2 separate regions of the Mus musculus genome follow, and region 2 is linked to region 1. The links are chromatin loops, found by intact Hi-C in ENCODE. Cell type or tissue: heart. All regions are shown on one strand. Links, peaks and the distances in the headings refer to the core of each region. The heading gives the core; the rest is flanking DNA.

Region 1 (12,621 bases), core at 3,295-5,794:
GTAAATGAGTAAATGATTTATTTCTAAAGTCATTTCTGGGTATACAATATAACTGACTCTAATTGAACTAGTAAAGCCATGTAGCAATTTGGGCTATGTTTCAGTTTTGAAGATCCATTTATATGCATAACCTGAGGTTCTCTGAGACAGAAATTCTATCGAGGACCTTTTTTAAAAAGGCAATTTGACAGTGTTTTCTCTGAATTTTAAAGGTGATTAAGCCATTTTGACCAAGCAATTCTATTTCTTGGATTTTAGTAATAAAAAAATTTTTCACACAAACTCATGAAGAATAATGAAAAGAAATCTGCTATATTTCACTGTACGGTCATGAGAAACCCGTTAAAGCCCGCTGTTAAAGCCCAACAAGATTCTATGTCTTACCAGACAGTATACAGTGTTACAAAGCTAAGATAACCAGTATCCAGACAATAAATAAATTATCATAAGATACAGTTATGAAGACAAAGCAAGTCTAAGAAAAGTGAATGTAGTGTGATGCAGTTTATATAATAAAAATGCATCTGCATGTACAGTATGATTCAATTTATATAACAAGAGAACCACGTATATGTATTTGTGTATGTAAATGAATGGACAAAAGGAGGAGGGAGACACTTGCAACTGTTGCCAATGGTTATATCTGGGGAGGGTGTAGGTGGGAAAGAGTACTTTACATATTGCTTCTGTATTTCTGCATTGTCACTTCAACTGGAACATATTAGTAGCTCACTTACATCATTTTAGAAGCCAGCGAAAATAAAAATTTAAATTCCAGAGAGGGCTTTGGCTATGTAATCAATAACCAAACATCAGTAGATACAGGAGAACCCCATCTCAAAGGGCTACATTTCCATTTGACCCAAAGTGATCTCCCATTGAAGACTGGGAGGAAAAAATTAGGGTGGGTTCGCCTTGAAATACTTGCCTGCAGAAACAGATCTAACTTCTCAGTGTTCAGGATAAACACTGCAACTGTCAAGACAGGGAGAGATATCCCATGATTTGCAGAATTCAGCCAGTGACAGAGGCAAGAGAGCCTCTCTGACCCTGTAATAAAGGAAGTCACTCGTTTTTCTATGGTAAACTGATCACAGTTCAAAGCTCTGTCAAGTAGTGAGCTTGAAAACCATGTCCCTCCTCTCCCAACTCTGAATATTTGCTGGTACCTTAGAAAATGGGGTGAGGCTGGGCAGTGGTGGCGCACGCCTTTTATCCCAGCACTTGGGAGGCAGAGGCAGGCAGATTTCTGAGTTCGAGGCCAGCCTGGTCTACAGAGTGAGTTCCAGGACAGCCAGGGCTACACAGAGAAACCCTGTCTAGAAAAAACAAAAAACAAAAAACAAAAAAAAGAAAATGGGGTGAGGAAAAAAAAGCCAGATATTCAGAACTCTGTGCTCATTTAAAATAAAGGAGACTATATCACGAATTTTAAAACCTCCCCTTTTAAAAGACAATTATAAAGTCTGAAAAAGGAAATAAAACTAATGGCATTTTCTAGGGCACAGTGCATCTGAGAACTTACACTTGACAAAAGGACCGACGTGGGAACTCTCAGGCTGAATTCCTGCCACAAATGTGTCCAGTTTGGCAATAACATGGATTGTGTGCATGCAAGTGGAGGCCAGAGGTCAACTTCCCGTGTCATTCCTCAGTTGCAACATCCTTGAGCTTTGGTTTTTTTTGAGACAGGGTCTCTCACTAGCCTGGGGATGACTGACTGCTCCATGCTGGCTGTCTAGCAAGCCCCAGGATCTGCCTGTCTCTACCTCCCTGGCTCGGGAATTCTCTGGAGTAACCCCAGTATTCCCAGCTTTGTTACATAGCCCTTGGGCTCTGTCTCAGGTCTTCATTTCTATGTGGAAAACGTTGTACCAGCTGGGCAGTCTCCTCAGCCCAACTTCCCAGCACTTCCTAGTTTACTTAACTTACCTATTTTATGTGTATGAGTTTCTGTCTACATGCATAGCTGTGTACTATGTATGTACCTGGTCCTCACAGGGACCAGAGACAGCATCATCCCCTGAGACTGAACTTACAGATGGTCCTAAGTCACCAGGACTTAGGACCTGGTCCTGGTCCTTAAGCTCCTAGGACCTTAGAACCTGGGTCCTCTGAGAAAACACAAAACCAGCCAGTACCCTGAACCAGCTCTCCAACGCCAGCCAAGCACTTTCAAATGAGGGACTTTCACGTTCCAGATACTCAGATTCCTCGCTTCACCATAAAATGTGCATGCAGTGGCAGACTCCTCTGGCAGCTCCTCCTGGAAAGGGACACACACAGGCCACCATGCCTAAGGTCCCTGACACCTGTTCAACAGCACCTGTGTATGTGGTTTACCTGGCTCCTCAACCAGAGGTCACAGCAATCTCACTGAAGCCATTGAACTCTGCCAGCTGGCCTTACTTTTCCTTTTGACCTTAATGTTTTTATTGATTATTTGGCAATTTCACATAATACACTTACTTCTCGGTCCTTCCAGGCCCTCGCCCTTATGATCTCTCCGAAAGCCAAAGAAAAGATGATACCAGATTTTCACTCTTAGTCCTCGGCCCATGTTATCGTCAATTAATCCCCTGCTTCACCCTTCCAGACCATGCAACTGTATCAACAAACACCCCTAGACCGAGACTAGGAAACGGCTTCATCCTCAACTTGCTGTTCCGATTCCATCTTCACAGCAGTTGCCAGATCTGTTACATCTTAGCCGTGCCACTTAAAATAACTGCCTCGCCATGTTTTGTGGGGAGAGAGAGAGAGAGAGAGAGAGAGAGAGAGAGAGAGAGAGAGAGAGAGAGAGAGACTTCTGCAGCATGCACTATACCAACTACAGGTAACATGACTACAGGTAACATGGAACCGTGATTTAAAAGTTGGAGTTCTGGGCTAACATGGTGCTTCCCTATAATCCCAGCCTTTGAGAACCTAAAACAGGAGGATGTGAAGTTTGGAGCCAGCATGTGCTACACAGCTAGACCGAAAAACTAAACAAACAAAAAAAAAGGTTACAGTGTCAATCTACTTAGATTTCAATCCCAACTCTAAACCCATCACATGATTAGCCTCCCAAATATAAGTTCTCCAACAATGTAAACCTAAGAGACTGTTACAACTCCATAGCCCACCCACCCCACCTCTGCAAAAAAAAAAAAAAAAGTGTCTAGAAAGATGAAATGAAGTGGAGTGGCATGTTTCAAGTTCTGGACAAATATCTGGATTGGGGGTTTTGGTTTGGTTTGGTTTCCCCTTTACTAAGGTTGTTATTGAGACTATGAGAGAAGAGTTGAATGCTCCCACTAATGCCCATGGGAGCAAAGGAGGCACCATGTGCCCCTAAACATCAGTGGTCCCCAAACACTTCTCATGCATGTTTCCATCCTCCTAAAGCTAAATTGCTTAATATGGTCTCTTTTTAAGCCGTTCTGGAGGACACAGAGGCCCTGGGGATGGCATCTGGCTCCTGCATTACAGTTCAAAATCCCACACTCATGGAATTTTAAGGCTACTAGAGCTGAGCAATGTTGTATTCCTCTACCCAAATGCAGTCACAGGATGAGATGAGTCCAGAGGAAGATCCGCCATCAGGAGGTAGCCTGTGGGGGTCACTGGAACATTCCCTGACTGCCAGATGGAACTCCGAGTATGTCTTACATGTTTTAAATGAGCTGCTTCTACATGGCTCCAACAAACAAACCAATGCCCTCTACCCTGATGGAGCAAAGTGAGATTGTGGGTAGTGATCCTGGTAGTATCAGTAGGAGAAGGGGCAGAGTGGTTGTCACAGCAACAGAAATGCTGTTCCCAGCACCAATCACCATCATCCAGCACCATCCTTAACCAAGGGCTTGGGGAGGAGGGTATTAATGAGAGAGTCAACCAAGGCTCTGAGTGGATGCCTGGGACTACAGGGCCAACAGAGGACACTGTCAGGATAGAAACTCAGGGATGGCTGATTCCAGCACTTTAAGCTCTCAATGTCTACTCCTGAAGGAAAACCCAAAGCACGAGTCCCTACCTATCCACCCACCAACTCTGAGAGTGACCATGTCTCAGGCCAATGTTCTTCACATTGTAGGGGTTGGGTTCCAGTTTTGCAGTCTGGTAAACACTCTAGACTCTTCTAAGTATATTTCAAATGTGTGAAATTAAATAATACTTATAAGTACCACAGAAATGAATCATATTTATCAAAATAACAAGTTTTAAAATGAACTCACACTGAGCTGGAGAGGTGGTGCAGCAGAGAAGAGCACTTGTTGTTCTTCCAAAAGGGCCAGGATTGGGTTCCCAGTACCCACGTGGTGGCTAACAACCTTCTGTCACTCCAGCTCTAGAGAAAACAATGCCCTCTTCTGGCCTCTTAGGACACTGCACATACATGATACTAAGACATACATGCAGGCAAAATACCCATACACATAAAATTAAAGCAAATAAATCTAAAAAAAATAACAAACAAAACAAAGTGAATTCATTTGAAATGCACATCTTTTCAACCCACTGAACAGCAAAGGCTAACAATGAATGGTTCTAGTTCACGCTGGAATTGTCACTTGGATATGGATAAAAATTAAGGACCTACCAACAATATTCGTGGACTATGTTCAGACCTCGGTGATATGGATCTACTGAGGTGAAGGCCTCTGATCTAGGTGGGAAAAAGAGCTGTCTAACATGAATGAGTGTTCTGTGTTCTCTCTGGATCGGCCACTTGAGTTGAATCTGAGTTACCCGTTCTTCCTGCCTCTATGGAAATGGCTACTTTAGTTCATTCATGCCAAATAATATCCTTTAATTGTTTAGGAGGAAAAGAAGGCTTTACAAGGGTGCTGGGTACTAAACTAATGATTTGCCTCTCGGTAGCTAGAGTTGGACTTCCCCAAGAGATCATGTGAGAACCGTGAGGGAGACTCCCAGAAAAGGGGAAAAGAGACTGTTCTGTGCTCACACGGTGTATCATATTCTCACTGCAGGTTTTATGGATAGTAGTTGTGAGAGGTCTTCAGAGGAAACTCCTCTTCTGACCTACCATCCTGTCCACCTGTTTTGCTTCCATAAAGTAAAGGAGAGAAAGGGTCCAGTTCATACCAGGAATTTTTTTTTCTAAAACTGGCCATTCATTCTACTGAACAAAATGATGTCCTGGCTAAGATTTGAAAGGGAGGGCATTCCTCCCTCCCACTAGGAACTCTGGTTACATCTTCCCCAGAATGACAACATCCAAAGGGAGGAGAACCCAGCCAGGCTCTCAGAAAGTGAGGTTCCCACTCACGTGAAATGGGTTTCGCAAATAAAGATCACTCAGGGACAACTTTTTGAAAGCAGGCTGAACTATATGGACAACGCAGGATTCTCAGCCATCTACTCGCTACTGTATTAGTAGTCCACCTCCAGTCTCCCCACACCGCAGGCAACCCACTCTTTGTTGGCTGTAAAGAACTAGAGGCATGAACACTCAAGGTAGAACTGGAAAACAATATTACAGCTTGAAGAAGCAGTTCTTCTTTAAAGGGTGGGGCTTTATCAAAGAAAAAACTATTACACAGAAAAATAAATACGAAGGGATAGAAGCAAGGTTGTTCTATGCCTTGGGTCTGACGGACCTGGACATGGGAAACAGTGACATGGACTGCCCTGAGAGTTAAACAGTATCCTTGCAAACAAGGCTAACATTTGAACTTGAGCAGTAAAACCAGGTGCCTGTCAGCCTAGGGGATGTCCTTATTTCTCACAAGGTGATTACATCTCCTCCACAGACTCCTTCACTTAGGAAGTGAAAAGTAACTGTTTACAAACTGCAGTCTGGCTGTGCACTACCAACAGTGATCAGCAAATATCCTCAGGATTCTTGACCTCATTCTAAGTATCAGAAGCAGCGCATCTTGCTTTTATGGAACTCACCAAGATCTGGTTTTCAAAGCATGTGTCATCCCTGATAGTAAGCAAGCAGTGGAACTGGTCACAAATGACACGAAACGAGTCCTAGTGTGCCTCACAATTTTCATTATCAAGTAATATTTCCCCAAAGTAGCTGAGTTCACTAACAAGGCATTTGTTGAAAGTGTGAAAATTACAAAAACTATTCCTTTCTATAGCACTATTACCTAACTGCTCTGGTCCAAATATATGTAATTTGTTTGCAACTGAAGACTTTAAAATTTAAAAAAAAAAAAGTGGCAGCTAATTATTAACTTTATAAAAATCCACCAATTCATCAATTCTGGCATTTGGGTTTTGCCTGCTGCACCTAAAAAACTGGGGGTGACAAACAAGACACTGTTCCCAGAAGCTTATATCCCAGCCTGTCACAACATAACATGCCACTGTGATGGGTTCACATACAACATCACAATCGTGTATAAACCCGATTTCATATGAAGGGCAGGTAGGCAGGAACGCAAGGCAATCATTTAGTCATTCAATTCCCAGTGAACCAAAATCGAAAACAAATTAGTAGTAGCCTAAGAAAATAGCACGTTCACTAGGGCTGCCAATGATGTACCATGTTGTACAAAATCAGCAGTATAAATTGATTTACAAGCAGCTAGATTCTTGGAAAGAGGATAAACAAATATATTAGCAGCACCAGCACCCATTGGTCTCTATTGGGGATGGGATGAAAGGTTTCAAGGGTGATACAAACCTTTAAACTCCACTTCTTAAAAAGCTCTTTTGAAAGCTTTAAGGGTTTTTCCTTTCTTTTTTTTTTTTAATTCCCATATTTCCCTATCAGCTATGAAAGTAAGCACGAAGCCTGGATTCCGAGGCATGTAAGTTTTAACATCATTCACATTTTAAAAGATACAAATATAAAGCTCGGAAAAGAGAATATTTCAGCACAAAGCCCTCCTGCGTGGGTGTGCATTTGTAAAGTAAAAGTAGAATTATTCCAACAGATGTAAATGTGCTCTCTGTGATCAAATGGAGTCTTTTGAAATTCTGTTTTGACAGTTACTTGTAAAACAGCATTTCCACAGCGATTAATTCAGAGCTGGTAGTGATATCATCAAAGCTAAATCAAAACTAAGTTCTGATGGCTGAGTAATAAAAGCGGGGAGGGGGCAGGGGAGCAGAGCACACTTGGGAGGCCAACACTCAGCCCTCTGCAGCACACTGTTACATGTGAAGATGCACTCCTTCTGTCAAACCAGTTTCACCAACATAAAAACGCTCAGAAAGTGAAATTCCATTTTAAAAGTAATTTTTTCTTACACGAGGTTCTCCCCAAGACACCAGTCATGTATTAAATGTCTACAGTGTAAAAAAAAAAAATAGATGATATAATAGATCAATACACCAGTTGAAAACTATGCAAGACTGTTCTGTGGGGGAAAAATTCGAGATTACATAACACAGTCAGTCAGGGATTACACCACAAAATCCTAGTGAGAGGAATTTCTCATCCTCTGTATCACTCTGCAACTTAGGATATTAAAGTTTGAAGGGTTCAAAATATTCGGTTCTCAGTTCAAACACATCTTTAAAAACATCAGTCTTAAAAATACTAAAAGGATTAAGTTGAAATTTTACACACACACACACACACACACACACATCTTCCTACCCTAAAGAGTAGTTCTTCACTTTCTGAGATCCTGGGAGTCCACCCAGGTAAAAAGTCACTGGTTGCTCTTCCTGGTCATCTTTATTTTATGGTCTGATTTTTCCTTAAAAGAGAAATTCAATTTTTTTCAAAGCATTATACACCTGCCTGTGCATGGACTTTACTGCTAGCCATGTTTATTCAACACATTATCTCCACCAATGGATAATTTAAATTTATGGACCACTATGCATCCCACTTCTACTTCAAAAGATGGCGACTGTCCATGAATGTTTTGCCCCAAATTAAATCTCAAGCCCCTTGCTTTAGAGAAATAGGAAGAAGCACTATAGAAGTTTAGGGTTATTTTTTTAAAGTCATATCTCAAATGCATGCATATTTGTGGAATATAAGACATTTGCCTTTCTAGAAATGCTGGCTTTATAACTCTAGAGTTGTTCAATTGGAAAATTCTGTGTTTTCACACTTAGATTCAGTAGTTTACTGAGTCTAAACTCAAAAATTGTACAATATAGACAATTTCTAATTGACTAAGAAAAAACAACTTTAAACTTCTGAAAATAAAGCAATGTTCTTTTACATGCTTTTAGGAGGCCCAGATACTGTCCTGAAGGAGCGCTTAGCCTGTCAGTGTCAACTGGAAACGGTCTATCATTCGTAAGCTGTCCCCAGAAGACGCTGAAGATGCACACGCACACACATTTACATGCGTTGCACAGTGCCAACTATTTCCAACCAAAATAATCATATACACGTCGAGCCGAGCTATTTCTAGCGCAGAAGAGGGTGAACGTCCGGGTAGGCAGAGGAAACCCAGTAGCAGATGATTGCCGGAGAGGCGGGTGGCGGCGGGGTCCCCTGCCTCCCGCGCAGGACGCCTCGCACCCCGCACCTGCACCGGGTCCCCGGCAGGGCAACCGGGGGCGCGCGCGCGCGTCCGGGACGCACCCGCGGGAAGCCGAGTAGCCCGGCGGGCTGGGAGCGGCGGGAGCATCCCCGGGCGGGACCCAAAGCGCCTTCTCCTACCTGTCACTTCCAGGCGAGTCGCTGCCGGGGATGCGGCCACCGCCGCCTCCGGGAGCCCCGCTGTGTTCGCGCGCGCGCGTGTGAGTGTCTGTGTGTGTGTGTGTGTGTGTGTGTGTGTGTGTGCGCGCGTGTGAGAGCCTGTTTGCGGCGCGGCTCCTGAGCCGCTCGCGCGCCGCCACCCCCTCCCCGCCGCCGCGGCCGCCGAGCCCCTCCGGCGCCGCCCCGCCCTCCGCCGCCTCCGCCCCCCACCGGCCAGCGCCTCCCCGCTGCGCTCACCTCGGCCGCCCGCTGCCCAGGGCGCCGCCCGCCCGCCGCTCCCGCCGAGCCGGGCCCCGTGCGGCCCCGGGCCCGCCGCCCCTACTCCCGGCCGCGACGCTGCCTCTGGAGCCCAAGCCGTCGCCTCGCAGCCCCAACCTGCCGGGCTACGGAGCATGCCCAGTGCGGCGCCCGGCGGGGCTGGGGGTGGACCGGGGCCGCGCGGGCCGGCCGGGGTGGGGGTTGGCTGTCCCGGGGTCGCCGCCGCCGCCTTCCCGGTGCAGGGTCTGGGCGCGCGCCCGTGGGGACTGAGCTGAGCCAGCAGCGGGACACCACGCGCCGCTGGCCACGGACTCAGCGGGTGCCCGGCCCGGGAGGAGGGGGTGCGAGCCAGCCAGAACCGGGAGCGGGGAGCGGGAACTGCGCTTTCGTCTATGTTACATTGAACAAACACGGAGAGCTTGTACACTGCAGCAGGCACTGTGAGACAGGGATTTTATTCATTCAGCCCGAAAAACAATCTGCCGGAGGAAGTACTACAACGGGCTCACACTGAGCCAGAAAGTGATTTCCAAAGTCTTCCCCCAAGTGATCCTGAGACGTGCACCCCACTCCACCCCCCCCCCCCAGACTTCGGTTCCAGGGATGCTGGGGATCGCTGTGGCCAGCTCTCCTTGTCCTTTGAACCGACACCCGGGTGCCCGAAGTCCTGCTGAGGCGGCCTGGCCATGTGCATCCAGCGTCACCCTTTGTGGAGACCCTACACTGGAGCCGCTCCGGAACTCCCCGAGGGCTTCCTCCTACCGAGGCCACTCGGCTTCCTCCCTCTCCTGCCTGGCGGCGGCCACCAAAACCCGGAGACGTGGCACCTGCGCACTGGGGACTGGGGCCCATGCTGGCGGCTGAACTGGGCATGCTCAGCTGCCTGAACTGGGCTGGCGGGTCAAGAGGAAAGGGGTCGGTTTAGAGGTTAGCTTAAAAAAAAAATGGAGAAGAGGGCAGAAGTGTAGGCACAAAGGAACAGTCCAGGCACCGTGGATACAGCAGTTGAAAACCCCAAAGTGTCGCACCCTTCGTTCATTCTGGCCGTTTCAGCATGGATAGAAAGAAAATAACCACCAAAAGTTGATCAACTAGTGTGATGTGTGATGGTACATGCCTGTAATCCCAGTTAGTTTACAGAGCAGCCTAAACTATACAGTCGGTTCAAGACCAACCTGAACCCTGTCTCAAAACGAGAAAGAAAAAAATAATTTACCAATTTAAGGGAGATGGACTGAGAGCTACTGACCACTCTCTAGCCAAACACAAAGCTTCAGATTTAAGTTAGCCTTGAAAAAGGTTTTTCTGCAGTGTCTGCCTGCCTGTCTGTGACAAAACCTACAGAAACATTCACTAAGCCAGATCAGCTTTTCCACCAAGGTTAAAAAGAGAATAAAGATGCCAGAGAAAGCTGATACTGCACTGGTCAGGGTCTTCATGCCAGTGTGTTAAGACTGCTTTTGAGAGTGCCGCAAACCGGGCACATGAACTGCCTGAAAGGCTTTTTAAAATGCAGATTTTCATTAGACAAGACAGAAGTAAAATCATATGTTCTCCATCTCTAACAACTCATTCTGATATTGCTGCTTGTAAGCTGAGGGCTTGGGGTAGTATTTTAGGCCTGCTTTCCCTGCATGTGAGAAAGCTGTGGCTCAGAAAGGGTAAGGAATTTGCCCCAGGTTGAGCAGCCAATAAATAGTATAGCTAAACTCAAACCAGTCCTTCAGGCCTTCTCTTGTATGTCTTATGTGCCTCAAATATTATCCCCAGAAAGGGGAGCTAGAAGCTATCACTTATGTGACTGACAGTTCTTAGCAGTAGAACTTAGTACATAATATACTCAAATATAGTTAATTAGTTGGTCTTTGATGGCTAACAAAACCACCAACACACCATAGCCTGAAACAATTACTGAGTGCTCACCTTTCTCTGGATGCGCTCCTGGGACTGGTATCAGCCGAGCAGTTCTTCGCTGCAGCCACACACACAAGATGCTTCTGCATGGGTTTCATACAGCAAGCTGCTAACTCCAGCAGCAAGAAACGCCAGTCCCAACTTAAGATAGTACTTCATACACTGCGCTTTTTATAGTAGTTTATGAAAAACAGAATGGCCATTTCAAAGAGGTCCAACACATAAACAAACTTCTGTAAATCTAGACTTCTACCGTAGAGTTCACTCCGAGTTTTATAGATTAAACATTTCATTTTACGTATGGGGGGGAAAAAAAGCTCACGGTAGTCTTGTGTTCCATCAGGTGCTCACACTAACACTGAGCCTGTTACCACTCAATGTTACATGAACAGTGGAGCTTTCTGAATCCTAAATGAAATATGATTTCATGGCGGCTCCTTTTCCCACTCCTTAATGGCTTCTTAGACACTTTTCAAAGGCTTTTCTGTGCCAGACACACTCACTACTCTTTGCCCAAGACTCTCAGGTAAACATAAGACAAAGTCGTTTCCTGGATGAAGTTATATACTATCATAAGAGACAGCCAGTGACACGTTAAAATGGGCAAAGGAAATGAAAAAGAACTTCCGGAAATAGGCAGGGAAGACTGCTAGTTTGGACTGGGACTGAGATGTCCGCCCTCAGGATTTAACATTTGAATAGAACCTGGATGAACAGGGAAAGGTGAATGTCTGGGAAGAAGCCTGTCCACAGCAGGGAACAGCAGGAAGCTAGGGTGAGAATTTGTTTGACCTGTTCCAGAAACAGGAAGGAACCAGGGTGTCTCACCGAGGCGTAAAGTGAGGAGAATTGAGAATTCTGGGGCAGTTGGGAGTCACATCCTCTAAGAACACAGAAAGGACTTTGAACATAAAGCTTATAAGTAAGTACCCTGTGAGCCCATTGGAAGTTGTCAAGCAAGGTTATGACCAGATTGACTGATGGATGGATGGGTGGATGGATGGATGAATGGATGGATGGATGGTTGGTTTTAGAGAGATTCACACTGAAAATGTCTGTAGGAAAGGAAGGGTTCCTCAGAGAGCCCTTTCTTCCTGGAAGGAGAAAGGAGGTGCTGATGGTGTAATTCTGTTTTAATCGAAAGTACATTTTTTTTAAGGAAAAAGAATAAAGATAATGCCTATAGGAACAAGAACACAAAGAGGGAGCCTGTAATAAGCAGTTGTCCATACTAGGGCAGTTCTGATACCTTGCACAGCACTTGAACTCAGACCAAGGGAAATCCTCCCCTTACTTTCAGGTTTCTCCTTTTCACCAGCAGGGGTTCAGATAGGCCCCTTGATTCCTTAAAGTAGAAGTTGGTGGCACAGGATTTGACTTAAATACTATCCTGTCCACTGCCTGCTGCCCCTTGCCCATCTGGGCATGGTTCCCCAGAACTGTTAGAAGGAAGGGAGAAGAAAGGGGATAAATGGCTTTGCCTTTAACCTATGGCCATTGAGATCCTATCTCGGTTTACTATGGAAGGAGACCACTGACAGTCTCTGGGGCAGGTCTAACTGCTAGTTCTCTGCTGAGGAGATATTGAGGAGGCTCCTGAAGCCCCATTCTCCACTCTATCCCTCGAGTGTACATTTTTTCCCCTATGTTTCATGGCATCCCAAGTCTGGAGTTCATGTTAGCAAGGCCACACTACTGACCATGCCTTCTGAAAGGAAGTTCCACAACGTCTGCTGGGAACACAGAGACAATGGAGAAAAGCAGCACCTCCCAGAGTCTCAGGTTGGCAAGAAGGAAGGCAAATGGTTGAGGGTAAG
Region 2 (12,621 bases), core at 6,839-9,338, 96 kb before region 1:
ACACACACAACAACTCAGGCCTTGAGATCCTTTTACAGAATGGAGTTTGAACACGTTGAAGTCCCCGAGTAACTTTATGGTACCAACAAAGCCTTCCCTTTAGCTATCGCCTTTCGACTACACTGTAGCTAACAAAACTATGGGCACCTGACATTTCTAATGAGTTCTTTTCTGCATAGCCCAGGATTTACACAGCTCTCAGTGTCTCAAGGGACCTGTGAACTTTCATTTGGCAGACATTTCTGCACACAAATGTAACATGCCACTGGATAAGAGCTTTCTACTTGAAGGAAGTGTCTGCCTGAGAGCTGACTTAGATTGTAGACTCTACCAAGAAGTGACGGAACCTACCAGAAACTTCACAGAACAGAGGCAGGGACCTGGGTGATTTTCCTCTCTCCAGACACACCAACTAACAGCAGTAAGGATGGCTCAAGAGACCATGATTACCACGAGCCCTGCCCATCTGTATTTAAATTAACTCAACATTTAGTTTGCATGATCTAAGAATCAATAGAGTCACTGGCTTCCAAATCCCTGCACTCTGAAATTTTCATAAACAATGCTGAGGGGAGAAATACGAGACAGAATTACTGAGGGGCCTGAAGGTCACCCCAACCCCCAACTGCCAATTCTTTTCCTTCAAGAGTTCACTGCTATCTAGGGAGAGCATTTAAGGTTGAAAGCTCAAAGCAAAAAAACAAACATTGCAAGTCTCAGCTTGCAGAGGTTTTTATGTTTTGCTTTGTTGTGATTTTAACAAAAAAATCAACTGCCTCAAATTTACCAATTACAAGTCGTATGTTGTGTCTGAGGGGAAAAAGCAGCTTGCCACAGGTAAAGTCTCTATATTCCAATTCAGAGAGCTGAAGCGGGGCACCTACAAGCCAGGCTGTCCAGAGATGATGCAGAAGAGTCAGGTGTTGAACACAAATCAAACAGCACATTAAAGGGCTATTGGTGAGTGGGACACAGCATGAGGGCGACACAGAGGTAGTGGGTGAGCACCTGGTGGTGGCCATGGCGACAGCCAAAGGCAGAGTTGATCTGAGCCTTGAGTGAGGTCACCCAAACTGGCAAGTGTTGAGAAAGGCTGCTATGAGTCACAGCCCCCTGGCTACACTGCTCACAAGGGGCCAGTGATGACAGCAGTTATTACCTCACCTCCATATCAGAGTCACAATCACCAGTGCATAGCCGCTACAAAGTCCTGGTGCGGAGTAGGTAGAGTCCATGTAATTAAGAGGAACACTTTCTGCAATTATTTCAACTCATGGGCAGGGGGGTCCCTGAGCTGGCATCAGCATCCCCTATGCCTCACTCTCACCTGTGATGCCTGTGAGAAGCAGTAGAGTGAATTAACTCCAGATCTGCAGATAGTCTCTAGAACAGTCCTCCCCACAGCAGCTTTATCTTCGGACAGGGTGGTAAAGACAGGTAAGTATCATTAATCCTAGCCCACCTATCTCCTGCACGGTCCCTGGCAACTGCTGCATCTGTCCTGGCCTCCGAGCCACTGGAGAAGGCTGTTAAAATAAACCCTCCCTGACCCCATCTTGAAAATCTAAATCTCATACGCTGTGTCGAGCCTAGCAACACTCTGTTATCTGCAGAACGCTGATCCGTTGCATGTAACTGCTCTTTACAGTATAATTGTACACAATATCTCTCCAACAGGAAACTGTCCCTGGAGTTCTCAGGCCAGTGTCCTATCCAGCTTTAATACACAGTTGTAAAAGTTCTTCCCGAAACCTTAAAACTCTCTCACAACGTTATGCTCTATCCACTTATAAATCGGTAAAACAATAAAAAACAAAAACAAAAGCAAGCTTATTAGGTCACATGTTGCTTTCGAGAAATATACAATAAGATCTTTTTTGCTCAAGTACCGAAGGTTAGTCATGGTTCAGACAAAAATAAAGGATTTACCTTTTATAACTTACATTCTCTCCAGGATTGTAAGATATTCCTAACTAATGACACAAAGGATGGAAACCATGAAGTACTTTTCTTACACCATCTGGTGCTAATTATTCTATATGATCTTTAACTATCATACCTCAACATTACTCCTACATTCATGAATATGTATGAATTTCACTAAAAACATTTTATAAAATAGTCAAGTCTCCATGACGATGAATAAATATATTTTCAAGTTGCTACAAAGTATATTTTCATTCTTACTCAAGAAAAAAAACTTTTTAAAAAAACATGTCTCTTAATATAATTAAACCAAAAATGTGGGCAACTGAAATAAAATAAATAATTGTCTGCATCATGCCTTCATTAATTATGAACAAGAGACAAAAATAAATCTGCTTTCTGTGGTCATTCCTGTATGATATTACTTCACGTCACCTGGGCTTTCTTGTATTACACTGACATATTCAAGGGAAACATTATGAAGAGAGTTCTCAATTGTTAAAAATAGATCTTATTTCTCAGAGTGGTTTTATACTCATAACAAAATTCGGCAAAAAGTGCATCTATTTCCCATATTCCTCCAGGGCTGCATACACCGTGTTCAATAATAAACAGAAGAGTCCTATCAGTCAATCAAAGGGTATCCATATGTGCCTTATGGAAAAGCTACAGGAGTTACCGTTAAAGTTGAGAAAATTTTACAATAAGAAATAAAATCAATCTGTATCAGATTATTGTCAGAAACAGTACAAAATGATAATGTCTAATAGACTTTGTTAAAAATGCGTCATAGTATTAGAAAAGAGAGAAAATAATTCATAAACATGTACTCTCTGGTTTGGGTGATTCACACAGTTTTAAGAAACTGCATCTACTTGCACCTGCTCTTGAGAAGAGCACAGAATAACTTATCAGAGCTGCTTGCATCCATCCGACCTTCCCATACCCACAAAACCACTTTTCAATACCCTTTCTTACCTAAAGAGGAGTAAGCTTTACCCGATCATAAATGCGCTTCTGTGAGCATGTCCGAGGCAGGTGCTGTACCCAGGGCAGTCAGTTCTAGACAGGCGCTCTCCTTCCAGAACAGGAGGAAGGAGCAGGAGTCTTGGATGAGCAAGCCCACACAGGCAGTAATGGCAACAGGGAACAAAAAAAGTCCCACCCCTCAGTCAGACTGAGAGGCAGGGCAAACACTGCCCTTGGCCAGAACAAAATAGACAGACAGCGGCTGAGAGGGACTCTTTCAACTATTCTAAGCAGAACGGCAAATAGAGCAAATGCTTTTTACAGGCTGGAGGAACGCTGCCTTGGATTGAGAGAACAGCCAGGAACAGGACCAGAAGTGCTTCTTAGATAGAAACTAGTGTCCATTACAAGAGGAAATGTAGAAACTGCACCTGCATTCCTTTAAAAGAGCAAACAAACAAAAGAATAAAACCTTAAGATCTAGCCCCTAAAGGAAAAAAAAAAGTCTGCAGTGAAGGACATGGGGAAATGGGAAAGCCTGTTCAGACTCTCTCTCTGATCTGCCTGCCAATCTTCTGCCCATGTTCCTCCTCTACAGTACCTTGAGGGTGTCAAAAAGGACATAGAACTCGTAAGTCCTAAGTGTCTGGCGGTATAAAGAGAAGTCACTGTGAACTCCTGTCTAAAAGAAGCTCTAGAATTAACTTTCTGTCACGCGGAATACACCTCGATGTTAAATAAACAAGCTAATGCATATACTTATCCAAGTCCCCAGATGTGCCCATCTGTAAGTGCTAACTTTATAGTAAACATGTCAGCATTTCCAAACTACCAAATAATACAGAATGCATAACGATATTTCAGGTCAAATTTTACAACAACTAGCCTATATGATTATAAATGGGTTTCTACATTGCGAGATTTCTAGAGTGTGATAACTACATATTGCCGATGAATCGATTAGATGGGATGTCTCATGCTTTGTTTCCCAGAATTATTTAATCCTGGGCCTCTTCATTTGAGAATATCCAAGGAGAACTCTATTTACAATACCATTTGGGAAACGCTTATAACTCTACATTCCATTTGCTAACTTTTAGTTCACCATGATGACACTGAGATAATATCTTTAAAAAGTCACGGAACTGGGTCCCTCTTATGTCCCAACATGCAATAATAGCTCTGATAAAACAGTATGGTCAATTTCTACATTCTTCAGAGCCTAAGTATCTTTTGCATTTTCACCCCAAATGCTGGCATATGAAAAGAAAGCCTGCTGTACAGATGTTGGATGACTAATATCTCAGTAATCTGTCAGATTACCTGACAAAAGGAGCTTAAGTAGATATTTTTGCTCACAGAGAAACGTCATGGTGCCGGAAGTCTGAGGTAGCTGATCACACTGAGTCCACCATCAGGGGGAACAGAGCAATGAATGGTGATTGTCAGTAAGCGTCCTCCTCTCTCTGCCTTCAAGACCCAAGCTTAGGGCAGGATGCCACCCACCTAAGGGTGGCTCTTCCATCTCATTCAATCTAATCAAGACAATCCCTCACAGCATAGCCAGAGGTTTGTCTCCTATGTGATTCTAGGTCCTGTCAAATCAATACCAGCTAGTAACCACCATGGCCACTGACTACTTTAAAATGGCAAATCTGAGAGATAACATAGTATCCATTCACAAGAATTGGTATCTCCTTTGACACTGCAGCTGCCACAGTGGGCATGAGGCCGAGTTATGATAACCTGTTATCCTCAAATACTGAAGGCTAAATGTCAGAGACTGACACTGAGCTAATGGACCCTCTGGAGTGGGCACCACATATGCTGAAACCAAGTCAGAAGCAATCTTGAAAACCACCATCCAAACACAATGTAATAGACCTTGCATCCATATGTGCACATTTCAACCAGACTGGTGCACATCCCAGAGGCCAACTGTCAAACCTGATTCCCACTGCAAGCACTTCATGTGTCCCAAGCCCCAGCATCCTGTAGTCCTCACACAACCCCAGCAATCCCCACACAGCTACCGTTCTAATTGAAAGACAGGAATGTGGACAGACCTTCCAGAACATGGGTGGCAATGTGGTCACCCATTGCAGAATACAAGGTTCCACCCAGGAGGTTCTCTCCAGTCACCTTCCTTAAAAACAGAAGTGAAGTTCCACAGCAGTGCATATGCTTAGTAGACATACAAGTTCCTGAGTTCAAGCCCCAGCATCATCCTTTTTTTTTTTTTCATTTAAAAAAAATTTAAATATAGGGGCTGGAGAAATGACTCAGCAGTTAAGAGATCATGTTGCATTTATAGAGGACCCCGGCTCAGTTAGTTCCTAATGCCCACATGGCAGGTCATGACCACCTCTAACTCCAATTCCAGGAAATCCTGGGTCCTCTTCTGGCCTCCTGGAGTACTAGGCAAACACAGGGCAAACATATATATACACAGGCAAAACACTCACACATCTAATTAAATAAATAAATATTAAAAAATAAGTAAAATTGAAAACTTCCGCTTCCAATTTTCTAATAGGAACACATATTATATACTTAACTATCGAAATGTACTTTTACACACAAATCCACTACCAAACAGGAGGAATCTAGTGTGAAGCGCCACACGTCCAGGATGGCTACCCAAATGATACAGAGGCTCAGTGATGTGGGTGGACCTTTAGGTCTTGTTAATTATGGTATGAGCTGTTTTTTATCTTCAAAGTTTTAAATAATACATTTCATTTTAAAATTAACTTAAAAGCCTGTCTTTTTGTTTTTTGAAACAAATACTACATCTTTAATTCCCAAATATAGCTTCTACTGAATAAACAGCATCACAAATAAAATATTCTATTAGAAATACTATCATATGTTGAAAATAATATTTTATTTTTAAAATAAGGAAGGAAAGAGCAAGAAATGCTGACTGTTAAGGAAGAGGACAGCGAGGTTAGGAACGAGGACCAAAAGCTAATTGTTTTCCTAATGCTAAGTCTGCCATGTATTTTTTTAATGATAAATAAATGCATAAAGTTTGTTCAATATTAAAAGCGTAAATTTAATGTGAGGCGTCAAAGCTTCTACTCTGAATGCCTTTTCTACACGGACAGAGCTCTCTGAGTTTCATGGACTTTTGGTCTAGTTAATATTGGTGTATGTTTTCATTTACCTGCAATGGGTTTTAATAATAAAGCTTATAAAATTATATATATTCATGTATATAATTTAAATATAACATTACCAAGAAATGATTAGGGAACCTATAGGATGTCGAGCCAATGGCCTAATTTCCCAAAAATCTTCGTGTTTTTAATCTGGAAAATCGAACTGAACTCACTTTCCTCAGGAGGGCACATGAGAATCCAGAAAAAACCACAAAGCCAAAAGCTTGAGGTGTGTGTAAGGCCTGCCCTGCAGTGCTCTAGCATACTGAGGTATGCGCTCAGCCTGATTACTGGGGGCACCCAGCTGCAAAAGAGGAGGCCACACCCACACCCACTAGCTGGGTGCCATTAACTGGTTATAGGTCAAGACAGTGTTAAAAACTCCTTGTGAAAGTAACATGAGTTCATTTAGAATGTTCGAGCTACAGAAGGTGATAAGAATTTCCTCCCTCTGGCCTGCTGCCAGTCAGGGAGGCATCTGCCCTTCTCCCTGTTTAGAAGGCCAGCTCATGGGTTCCCATCTAGTGAGTTACCCCCTCTGTTGTGGTTCCCAGCAGCCATGTAGCTCTGCACTGTTGCTGTATTTTCTTGCGTTCCTTGTTTGTACGTTCTTTTGCTCTGGCGTTTGCAACATAATATATTTAATTATGAACTGAAAGCCTATAACCTATGGTATTCTGAGCATAATAAAAGCATTACCCTTCTTGCCAATATGAAAAATGAGGAACATGACCAAGAGATTGGAGAAGAGGGAAGCGTGGGAGTGCTATCTTAATCGCATATCTTGGCATCAATAAATACTCTCTAAAACTAATAAATTCTACGAATGATGAATTTCATACTGCTAGTCACATTAATAATGACTTGCTACCACAAAAAAAGTTCTGAAAACTAAAAAACACAACATAAACAAATTACAGGAAAAGAAGAAATAGACAAGCACCTGTGGAAGAAGTGAGAAGCAGCCTTGCAGCTCTGCCCTCCACCCAAGGACTCTGCCTTGCCCTTTACCACGCAAACCCTCTACTGTTGGGACTTTCAGACGGTGATCCCCCCACCGCCCCCCGCCCCCCCCGCAGCAGACACGGTCCAACTATTTAGCACTGGCTGTCCTAGGGACTCACTCTGTACCCTAGGAAGGCCTCAAACTCAGAGATCCGCCTCCCTGGTCTTATCAGTACTGGGATTAACGATGATTCTGATTTCTCTGCATTCCACTTAATTTGGCAGCTATCCCTCTGAGGTTTAATACCAGGATTTAAACCACTTCTTCTATTTAAGAATTTTGCCACACTTACGTTCATTTTCACAGTTTCAGACAAAAACGAGACACCTTCACACAACAGCTCTCCACAAAAGCCTCCCACTCACCTCACGTTCATTCCCTTGTTTCCTACACAGGCTAGTCTCAAACTCACAAAGTAGCTAGGAATGCCCTTCAACCTCTGGGGTCCTGGAAGTGCAGTCCTGTGGCCATACCCACTCCTACCTTCCTTATTGTTTTCGTTAAGTCTACCTCAAGTTTCTTGGTTTTGGGGTTTTTGTTTGTTTGCTTGCTTTTGTTTTTGTTTTTTGTTTTTTTTTTTCAGGAATCAAGACTATGTCCATTATTACTCATTATACTCGAGAACCTTGGAATAAAACAAGTATCTTTATACTGTATAAAAATGACTTTAATACAGGATGGGATTTTGTGAGCTTTCTTTTTTTCTTTTCATTGTTTTATTTATTTATTTATTTACTTTACAGTTCTGTAGCAGTCCCCTCCCTCCTCTTCTCCCACCCTCCTTTCACTCCCTCCCCTCTGGGTGTCAACTTCCCCTCCCCTAGTTGCTGCTAAGCATCCTGCATAGCCCTACAAATGATAATTTTCCACAACCCTCCCAGCTCCAGGTTTGATGATATCAAACCGGTAACGAGTAACATAAAATTGGCTGTGGTGGGCAATTGGCTCAAATCAGGCTGGTCCCTGGCAGCACACCAGTACAAAGGCCTGTGCATCAGACAAATACTGGAAACAACAGCTGCTTTTAGAGCTGTGTTAAGTAAGAGTACTTCCACTTCTTCCCCTAGGGACAATATGTCTTTCAGGCTTCTTAAACAGTGAATTGATTCAGAGGGCTTAACTTCCTTGATACTACACTTCAACCAGATGCACTACTGTTATGATTAACACTGCAGAGCCTGTGTGCACAAATGAGCTGCGTTTCTAGAGTGAATACCAGTCTTTCCAGTTCTCTTGGATACGTGCACATAGCATGGTTAGCCCTAGCCATTCTAAATAGTACATCTAACTTGGTGTTCATTATCATCATTACTGAGAATCGTAAGAAAGCATAAGGATATTTATTTATTGTGGTATGATAAATAAAACTATTGAAAGGTAGAGGCGCAGGCCTCCTCTCCTTTTTCCACTCATTTCAAACACAAAAATATTTAAAAAATAATAATCACACCATTCTTTTTCTCTAGCTCTCAGCTATCTATAAATTAAAAGCAAAAACTGTTATTTAGTGGTGTCCTTGATCCCTTTAACATCACAAAAATCAGTTCTAAAAATGATATGCAGTATAATCAGTCAACTCGGTGGGACAGGAAAGAAAGGATGAAGGACAAATTATCACTGAACATTATTGTACAACATAGTGAAGCCAGGCTAAAAATCACATCCAACTGGTCTACCTGGGTCATCTACCTAGTGGTCATGAAACAAAACGATTTCACAGAAGGAAGAACAAGCATAGCAAAGATTAACTGAACATACCAGCATCATCTGAGGCTGTATCATCGCCAGTGGCTCTCTGACTCCTGATGCTCATTGCTCTAAGCACCTCACTGCATGCCTAGATGCAGAGCTACTAAATTCTAATAATAATATCACTAGGTTGTATCATCGCCAGTGGCTCTCTGACTCCTGATGCTCATTGCTCTAAGCACCTCACTGCATGCCTAGATGCAGAGCTACTAAATTCTAATAATAATATCACTAGGTTGTATCATCGCCAGTGGCTCTCTGACTCCTGATGCTCATTGCTCTAAGCACCTCACTGCATGCCTAGATGCAGAGCTACTAAATTCTAATAATAATATCACTAGGTTGTATCATCGCCAGTGGCTCTCTGACTCCTGATGCTCATTGCTCTAAGCACCTCACTGCATGCCTAGATGCAGAGCTACTAAATTCTAATAATAATATCACTTCTGAACTTTATCTTACTACTAACTGTCATTAAAGGGAGAGAAAACATTAGCTTTAAAAAACAGAAACAACAGGACAATATTCTTTCTAAATTCTCTGGTACCTAGGATTTTGTTTTTGTTAGTTTTGTTTGGTTGGTTTTGAAACAGGGTTTCTCTGTGTAGCTCTAGCTATCCTGGAACTCCCTGCATAGACCAAGCTGGCCTCAGACTTGGAGATCTTCCTGCCTCTGCCTCTCGAATGCTGGAGTTAAAGGTTATCTAGTATTTTTAATGGGCTTATTTTCATCTTTATTTATGTGTGTATCTATGTATGCAGGTGCCCTTGGAGGCCAGAAAAGAGTGTCAAATTCCCCTGGAACTAGACTTATAGGTAGCTGGGAGTCACCTAGCTGGAGTGCTGAGGACTGAACTCAGCACTCTTAACCTGTACACCAGCCCTCCAGCTCCTACCTGAACATGTCACTGCACTTCAGGAAAAGCATGCAGCCTTCAACAGAAAGAATGGTGACTATTCAGAAGGCCTGACTTGATTTTTATCTCTTCATTTGGAATCACAAAAATAAATTGTATTTCTCAGAATACAATTTTTGGATTGCCCATGCTTTGTGCTCAAAGTCAAATTTTGCTATCACTGTTAACAGACTCGCAATCAACAGCTCGAAACTTAAAGATAATCCCCCATCACCAATGGGGTAGTTATGAGCACTGTACTTGAATCAGACTCATCTTGGTTGGAATCAGACATTTAACTTTCAACAATATAGAAACCTTCTACTGCTCAATATTCTCATTTCTTAGGTAGAGACAAAAACTATCTACCTAAAAAGGTTACTAGACTACTAAGAAACTCTATGACAAGTACACAGTAAACTTTAATATACAGTAATTGCTCTCTATGCCCATGAATCAGCTCAGCTACACAGGAATTCATGGTGGCACCTTGCAATCACAGCAGTTTAAACAAGAGCATCTCAATTTGCAAGCTGTACATAAATCAACAGAGGACATTGTAAAGTGTGTGGACCGTGACTGGGTCTTCTGGTGGAACCTAAGGTTCTGCATTCCTGTCTAGTAATCGCTTAGAGGACACGGACAATGGTCTTGAGACTACAGTATAGATATCAGATATCCAACAGTAGATCTTTCCATTATGACTCCTCTGGCAAGTCCAAGCATGCTAGACAATATCTCACCTTGAGTCTACCACTCAACATGTCTTCCCTGCAAAACTATACAACTCATGGTCAAAAGCATGGACCACTCAAGATAACTGCTAAACATAGAATACAAGTACGAAAAAATCCAGAAACCTGTAGAAAGAAATTGAGATTTCAAATGAAATAGACCCAGATTCAAACTCTAGTTGCTGATGTCCTAGCCGTTTATATAACTTGGAATTAATTGTCAAATTTACCGAGTTAAGTTTCCTTACTTGTAAATTGCTGATGATACTTAACCTAAAAATTTAAGATATTTCAAATAAAAAGTCGGCATTATTAAAAGACAGATTCTCACTTTGTAGACGAAGCTTCTGGGGAATGTATTATTTTCCTGCCTCCGCCTCCCAAACGCTAAGATTATCATGCCCAACTAGTAAGACATAACTCAGAAAAAATATGCTATGCTAACATACTCATACTCTCATGGGCTGACACACAGTATGCAACAGGAAGGTGACAGCTGCCTCTCCAACTCCGATGCCTCTGCTGGAGTCACTTGCTGTTTTAATCACTGGCCTGCTGCTGGCCCTCAGCTCCAGAGGCCTCTCTCTCCAGCAAACCATCGGAGGACTGGCCACTATTGAAGTTCCTTCCTATGCTATTCCAAGTCGCCATCCTAGTGATTTCCCATGAGAAGACAGTCTGCTCTCCTCGTCCTCAACACCTAAAGAGTGGAATTGAACTATGCCACTCACACAGCTTTTCTTCATGCTGCCCGTCTCTTGTAGGCTTCACCTCCCACACAGAGAAAAGAGTAAAAACACAGGTGGTCTCCATCATGGTCTTGAAAACAGATTACAATATTATTTATTCAATTATCAAAATATTATTATAAAAATCAGCCTGGAGTGGCAAGATGGCTCAGTGGTAAGGGGTGTTTGTCACCAACCCTGCATGCACCTCACAGATGATGTGAGCTTAATTCCTGGGACCTATATGGTGGAACAAAGGAACCGACTTCTGAAAGTCTATACACAACAGTGGCAGGTATGCACATATACACATACACAAATAAATAAAAACAAATCATAAGAGAAGTTTGTCACTAACTCCCTGAAGATAATTTTCTACATTCTTTCTTACTTCTAAAAGCTGGAAATGCTTTCTTTTTATTTATTTATTTTTTTAGATTATGTATATACATGTATGTCTGTTTTGTGGGTATATACATGTGAGTACAGGTACCTGAAGAGGCCAAAAACATCTGATCCCCTTGGAACTATAGTTTCAGTCTTCCTGACGTGGGTACTGGAAACTGAACTCGGGTCCTTTTTTTTTAAAGAAATCTGTAACACACACACAGACTTCAAGCATGAGTTGCATAATTTGTGTGCTGGCACTACTGGGCACTAGTATACACTAAAGAATAAACTAGTATACACTAAAGAATAAACATCAAGTGTACCCTTGATGATCTCACTACTTAGAACAGCTCCCACCTCATGTCCAAAGCAGGACACACTGCCAACTAGCTGGGATCCAAAACCTAGCCCTGGCAGAGCAGACGATGTAAGTCACCTCTACATAAACCACAGCCGCACTGTTAAGAGAAGTGAAGTGGTTGAAGTCCTTTATTCCGCGCTCAGAAGGCAACAGATGAAATCTGCCAGCGAGGTGGTGTGGGGTCTCCCACCCAAAGGTGGTATAACCATCATACCACACTTCCAGGCTACAGTGCAGCAGCAGCCCCTTGTGACATAGAGCCTGTGAGAGCTTTAGTGTGCATACACAGTCCCTATATATATTTGGAATATGACCACCTTCTTTTCCTAACCAGGAGTTACTTGGCAAGCTAAAGACCTATCAGAAGCTTCCAGATGCTCACCAGCACAGTAAACAGACAACGATAATCATTTTACCAAGCATGCAAGACATACTTAACACTGGGGTACCTGCTTACAGCTATGATGCAAGATATGGATACTAAATACCTATGTACAACCTTATCTTGAAAATAGGAACGCTAAGCATGAATTAAGTCTGCTACATTCACCATCTCTAACTTGTTAATACGCTGTCAAGCTGAAACCTCTCCATTCCTAGGATGCCCATGGAGAGATAAAAGAGCTATTGTCTATACATCATCTGAATATGGATTCATATGAATCATAGAAACTGGTGGATTTGCAGAATGTGAAGGA

What was found. Hi-C counts contacts between places; a loop is a spot of excess contacts. Peaks named below come from ENCODE experiments on the same cell type or tissue, not always from the same donor. Only the 100,000 strongest peaks of a DNase experiment are listed, where the experiment ranks them.
Region 2: a loop joins it to region 1, with 2.5 times the contacts of the local background. A loop is called at or near these places in 1 of 42 quality-filtered maps.

The regions. Positions count from the first base shown.
Region 1 is chr2:135,655,703-135,668,323 of GRCm38, reverse strand. It overlaps Plcb4 (phospholipase C, beta 4), which reads right to left and starts at 8,777. Exons shown (of 39, transcript NM_001355153.1): 1 at 8,594-8,777. In heart, for the core only: a CTCF peak has its summit at 4,373 (motif pointing left); no DNase peak of the experiment used is centred there.
Region 2 is chr2:135,755,339-135,767,959 of GRCm38, reverse strand. All of the region lies in intron 2 of Plcb4 (phospholipase C, beta 4), which reads right to left. Among named protein-coding and RNA genes, the nearest start is that of Gm14210, 51 kb to the left of the region's middle. In heart, for the core only: no CTCF peak of the experiment used is centred there; a DNase peak (open chromatin) is centred at 7,979.